Regions from separate parts of the Homo sapiens genome. Here region 2 is linked to region 1. The links are chromatin loops, found by intact Hi-C in ENCODE. Cell type or tissue: endothelial cell of umbilical vein. All regions are shown on one strand. Links, peaks and the distances in the headings refer to the core of each region. The heading gives the core; the rest is flanking DNA. Region 1 overlaps SCAMP1 (secretory carrier membrane protein 1). Region 2 overlaps ARSB (arylsulfatase B).

Region 1 (2,930 bases), core at 199-2,698:
GACTATAGAAAAATAGTACAGTGGAATTATCAGCTTTCTATCCTAGGTCATAAATAAAGTTACAAAGTGGAAGAGACAAGGGGGAGAGGTGAATGATAACAATATTTTCAAGAAAGTATAGATGATAATCCTTGAACTGGGCAGGTCCACTTATAATATGTGATTTTTTTCCAACCAAACTCACATAGAAAATACAGTATTCATGGGATGTAAAACCCAAGTACACAGAAGGCTTTTTGTATACATGGGTTCTGCAGGGCTGACTCCAAGACTTGAGTATGCATAGATTTGGTATATGGATGTGTGGGTTCTGAAACCAATCCCCTGCATATAGAGGGATAACTGTAAGAGTCACTTTTCACCTAAGAAAACTATCACTTTATATATAATAGGATATCTTCACAAAGCATTTACCATAAAACACCAACTAATGAGACTTAATCACAGTGTTCTCTATCATAGACCCAATTCAGCGCTCCCACAAAAATGAGTATCTGCAGAATATATACTGTAGTAAATAAACAAGATTTGAAACACTTCAGAAAACTTGTTTTTTAAAGAGGTAAAATAACTTTTTTCTAAAATTCTTTCAAAATGCAAAAAATTCACTATTAAAAACTACTTAATGTGAACATGACAGTCTATGAACAAATTTCATGGAAGTGATAATCATTCAAAATCAGGTCCCAAAAGGAATACAAATGATATATCATCTATTAATTACTTCCATATTAAGTTATTCTAGCCATACCAATTAACAGAAGGGAAAAGTTTTGGATTCCCTGATCCATAGTCTCCTGTGATGCATTCATTTACTGTTATTTGACACATTTATAACAACTCCCTGCTTGGCCCAAAACCATTACTCAATTCTTTCTGATAGTTCTAATAGAAAGAGGAGCTTTTGTAAAAACACCATTTGGAAATAATCTGAAAGAAAACAAGAAATCTATTTGTGAAAGATAAGGACTAAACTAGACCCTTCTCCATGCAGATGTATAGGAGACATATATTCTTTCAATATTTGAAATGTGGAGTATAAAACAACACTGTGGGGGAAACAAACAGCACAATCTCATACTGGGCCCTGCAGCACCAATGATGACCCACTTCAGTTATGCAAGACAACAGAAAGCCAACGAAATTACCAAAATCCTATTCACTTCAATTAGGATAAATATATAGGACAGAGCACATTTACCTTAAGAGAAGAACAGCTTAATAAAACCCAACAATTCTAGAGTCAAAACCGTGCACAGATTACGGTTAGAGGGCATTAACTGTTCTTGAAAAGCATGACCCCTAGTGGTTATAAATACTGCTACATACCTGCAAAGGATTTTTTGTCATTAAACTGCCAGTTTTGACCAAGTGTGAAACAGAAAATTAAAAAGGAAAAATTAGGTTTTTAAAATTGGATCTTAATTTCTATTACAGCAAGAGAAATGCCTGCTATTAAAATATGAAAGCTGGTGCAAATTATATTTTAGCTTATAGTATCCCTATCGTACTTCATAAAATCATACAGAAAATCATCTCATCTAAACTCCTTATTTCACAGATAAAGAATCTGAGACCCAGAGAAGTTTAGGAACTTGTGAACACATATAAACAGAAGTTCTGGTAACTTCTTTAACTATGAGGTAAAAACAACAACAACAACAAAATATTAGAGTATGCTGCATGATATCCATATCAATACTTTTATTCGAGAAAGTCATATTTCTTTTCAATGCCTGGCATATGAGCACCATTCTATAACTTTTCCTTTGTGTGGTGGATCCTGAAAAACTGTATACCTGGAAAATGGAAAGGAAAAAAACTGCTGGTCAAAGTATTCAGAGTGTGCACAGAGTAGTTCATTATAGAACAGCTACAGAATAAACACTTCCTCCACACCCTGGCTCTATTGATCATCTGTGCCACACATTCCTCAACCACTGCCAGTGATGGTTAAAGTTCCCTTTATACTTCACCCACAGCAGAGTCTTAATTGTTGTGAGTATTCTCCCCAAAGCCCTCTTCTGACTCCATACACTTTCTAGGCTTCATTTACTTCAACAAGTCAATACTTTCCAGTCTAGAAATCCAGCCTAAAGTTCTTCCCTTGCTCCTAACTCATATATACAAAAGCCTACTCAATATTTATATTTTAATGCCCCACCAGTTAATTTAAACTCCCCAAATTCAAGGTCAACGTGGAAAACATCTTGATCCCCAAACCATTTTTCTTGTACTCTCTTCTTGAATGGTCCATCATCTAAAAACCTGGGTGTCATCCTTGAGTCTTATCTTGTCCCCTACTTCCAGGCCCAGTTGGATTAATCCTTACCTGCTCGTTTTCTCTTGACTACATTTTCTTCACATTTCCTCAGTTCAGGCCACCATCATTACTAATCAGCTTCCTAGCCCGTCTCCTAAGTGTTTCCAAGTACGACTGCTCGGCCCCGCAAATCCCAAATGTATTTCAGAATAAATGCTTCTAAAATTCAAATCTAATCAATTCAATTACTCTCCTCCTTAAAACTCTTCTATGGCTCACTACCACTTTTTGGAGAAGATTTAAACTTCTTAACAAGACCCTGTAGGATAAAACTATACTTACGTGTTCAATTTCATCTTCCAATACCAACAACCTACAATTCTCCTAGCCCCAGCTCACACACCATGTTTTATCTCCCATCCATTCTGAGCTACATTTAATTCCCTGAATTTGCCATGTTATTTCCTACAACTAGATGTGAACGTGGTATCCCCACTCTCTGGTACCTCCTTATCCCTCTTATCCTCTTCCCTGTCCCTTATTCTTTTGCTTAGATAACTATAATGATGAGCAGCCATCATTATATCTCAGCTGAGGCAATACTTAAAAAGACCTCCAAAACCTGATAGGTGTCCCTCTGCTCCCTATACTTACCTCTATCATGGCC
Region 2 (2,930 bases), core at 339-2,838, 500 kb before region 1:
GCACAAGCCTGTGAATACACTAGAAACCAATGTCTTTTACACTTTAAATGAGTGACTTGTGTGGTATGTGAATTATATCTCAATGCAGCTGGTACATAAAGCATCAGAGAAGATTTGGTTGTTCAAGAAGCATTTTCTATTTTTTTCCCCCAAAAGCATAGGCTGCCATCATCTTTAGGCTCAGTATTGAAGTTCAAATTTGTGAATCATTATTATGAAGAAAAGCTTCATGTGATTGTCACATGGTTGCTTGGTATTAGTTTTGCCAAGTATGTGAATAGTTTTATTTCTGGAATTCTCCTATCTGTATTATCTTTTAAATATTTGTAGTTCATGCCTTTGCTAATGAAGTGTATCTGTCCTATATTCTGCTAACTGATAGAAAGCAGCTCACACTTAACAGTTAAAGAACCTGAAGTGATTTCCTCAAGCTTTAATGCCCAGTAGTTATTAAAAACCTTAAATAGACCTCCAGTGTTCTGACATTCTAATCACCCATGTAAGGGCTGAAATTATTTTTATGGATACATTTCTTTCTCTGTTACACATTAATTAACAAGTACTTTGTATTTCGTTTTCCATTATATACATAGGAGAAAAGATTGCCATATAAAAGTTATTTTAAGACCAAAGTATTAATTGTATTCAAGATCTTGAATTTATTGAGTCATAGAAAAGGAGAATTTAATTTAAAATGAATTGATTTATTATATAAACTATGTAAAGCTCTTAATTTTCATTATAGGGAAAGTTCAGGACTGAAGAAAGAGCTAGGTCAATTTTATCATCCTCATTTTAAGGTTAATAAGCAGTATATGTCAGGAGATAGCTAAGAGTCTAGCAAATATTTCTTTTTAATAACTTTATCAAAGTATAATTCACATATCATACAATTCACCCAATTAAAGTGTACAATTCAATGATTTTTAATAAATTCAGAAGGTTGTGCCACTATCATGGCAATCCAATTGTAGAACATTTTTATCATCCCCAAAAAAGAAACTCATCCACCTCAGCAATCACTCCCCATTTCCCCCTAGTCCCTCCAGCCCTAGGCAGCCACTAATCTATTTTCTGTCTCTATAGATTTACATGTTGTGGGCATTTAATACAAGTGGAATCATACGTAGCACAGCTTATTTTAATACTTTAAAATATAGAAATATAATATTTTAAAATATAGAAAAGATGGAACATTTGCAGAAACAACTATATTTGAGAAAACCCATTTTCTTCCATGTGAAGTCTAAATTATGGGATAGGCCGTTGATGCCATTTAAATCTGGGGTGAAATTGAGATCATTTTAGGTAGAAAAGTCTTATTTCAGTGCTCACTTTAGTTTGATCTGTTGGCTCTGTTATGTCTAGAGATCCTCTATTAGGAAAGGTTTGTATCTTTCACCAGTGGGTGTCAGCATCTGACTAAAGATGACTCTTCCTAGAACCACTTCTGTAAATAACCTTGAAGCCAGTCTCGCAACATCAGTAACAACAAACATTGTTTGAATCCTGCACTCATTTATGTGATCACCTTAGAGTAAAAACCTGTAACAAGTCACATTAACTGTACATTATTTTTACCATTATATAGCTTTGAAGGATTGAGATTTTATCACCCTTACTGAGTTTCAACTCTGATAAAAAAAAAAACTGTTAGTGTTACATGATAGCGCCTATATTCTAAAGGCGAATGAGGAATAGATTTGAGTTTTTATGCAGTAATGTTTTAATGCCTTCTGCCACCAGATATAGACATGTTGAGAAATGGTGCTGATTAGCCTTGTCATTTGATTAGCCTCGTCACGGGTAATCAATTGCATTAGGCAATTAAATGCTGAAACATTAGTTTGTTTAACAAGTTTTATGCTATGCTGACTATTTTCGTCTTCCATTCTTGCAGGATATCTCCTGGGTAGTGAAGATTATTATTCCCATGAACGCTGTACATTAATTGACGCTCTGAATGTCACACGATGTGCTCTTGATTTTCGAGATGGCGAAGAAGTTGCAACAGGATATAAAAATATGTATTCAACAAACATATTCACCAAAAGGGCTATAGCCCTCATAACTAACCATCCACCAGAGAAGGTAAGTTTTGCTTCTATTTACTGATAGCAAAATCTTGTTACACTAATGTCTTTTCAGACAAATGTAGGAAAAGGCCATTGTTGTTTAGGGAAAAATCTAATAAATTCTAGGGAAGTCCTTTTCAAATTATACAGTATCCCAGAATCAGCCTGGGAAGCTTGTTAAAAAGGAAGATTCCTGGAGCCCACCTCTAGGGTGTGATTTATTAGGCGTGGGAGAAATCCGTACATCAGCATTTTAGAGAAACTCTTAAAAGGTGATTCTTAAGAGTGGTCCCCAGATCACACTTTGAGGAATACTATGTTGGTAGTATTTCAATAGAAATATAGTTTAAAAATTTTGGTATATTACGTGCATGTGCTGTGAGTAATTAATAAAATGACTTAAAAAATGATTGGCTTAGGTGTAAGGTGAGGCTTTATTATGACAAACTTTTGGTTAAGGGATCCATAAATTTTGGGATCAGGGCAGTTCCTCTAACCTTGTACTTCCTCCCTACAAGAATATTTTGCTATTCTAGATCTTTTGCATTTCCATGTTAATTTTAGAATCATCTAGTCAATTTCTATATGCCAGCTCCCCCCTGCCCAAAGTGTCTGCTTGGATTTATATTTGAAACTATAGAACAACTTGGGGAGAATGGATGTCTTAACAATATTGGGTCTTCTAATCCATATACCTGGTATACCAATGAGCTTATTTTTCACATTTACTATACTGATGCTTTTGTGTAACACATGAATAATCTTATTATTATGATTATTTTGTTAACCTAGAGTTAACTTCATGAGGTAAAGTTTAAGCTAAGTTCTCTGGATTTAGCTTATAAATGCTTTTGA

The links. Peaks named below come from ENCODE experiments on the same cell type or tissue, not always from the same donor. Only the 100,000 strongest peaks of a DNase experiment are listed, where the experiment ranks them.
Region 2: a loop joins it to region 1, with 4 times the contacts of the local background. A loop is called at or near these places in 59 of 110 quality-filtered maps.

What each region holds. Positions count from the first base shown.
Region 1 is chr5:78,466,314-78,469,243 of GRCh38, reverse strand. The region is part of intron 8 of SCAMP1 (secretory carrier membrane protein 1); the gene reads right to left. Among named protein-coding and RNA genes, the nearest start is that of SCAMP1, 110 kb to the right of the region's middle. In endothelial cell of umbilical vein, for the core only: CTCF peaks have their summits at 1,112 and 1,314 (motif pointing left); a DNase peak (open chromatin) is centred at 1,253.
Region 2 is chr5:78,963,577-78,966,506 of GRCh38, reverse strand. ARSB (arylsulfatase B) reads left to right here. Exons shown (of 8, transcript NM_000046.5): 3 at 1,901-2,091. Among named protein-coding and RNA genes, the nearest start is that of ARSB, 20 kb to the left of the region's middle. In endothelial cell of umbilical vein, for the core only: no CTCF peak of the experiment used is centred there; a DNase peak (open chromatin) is centred at 1,416.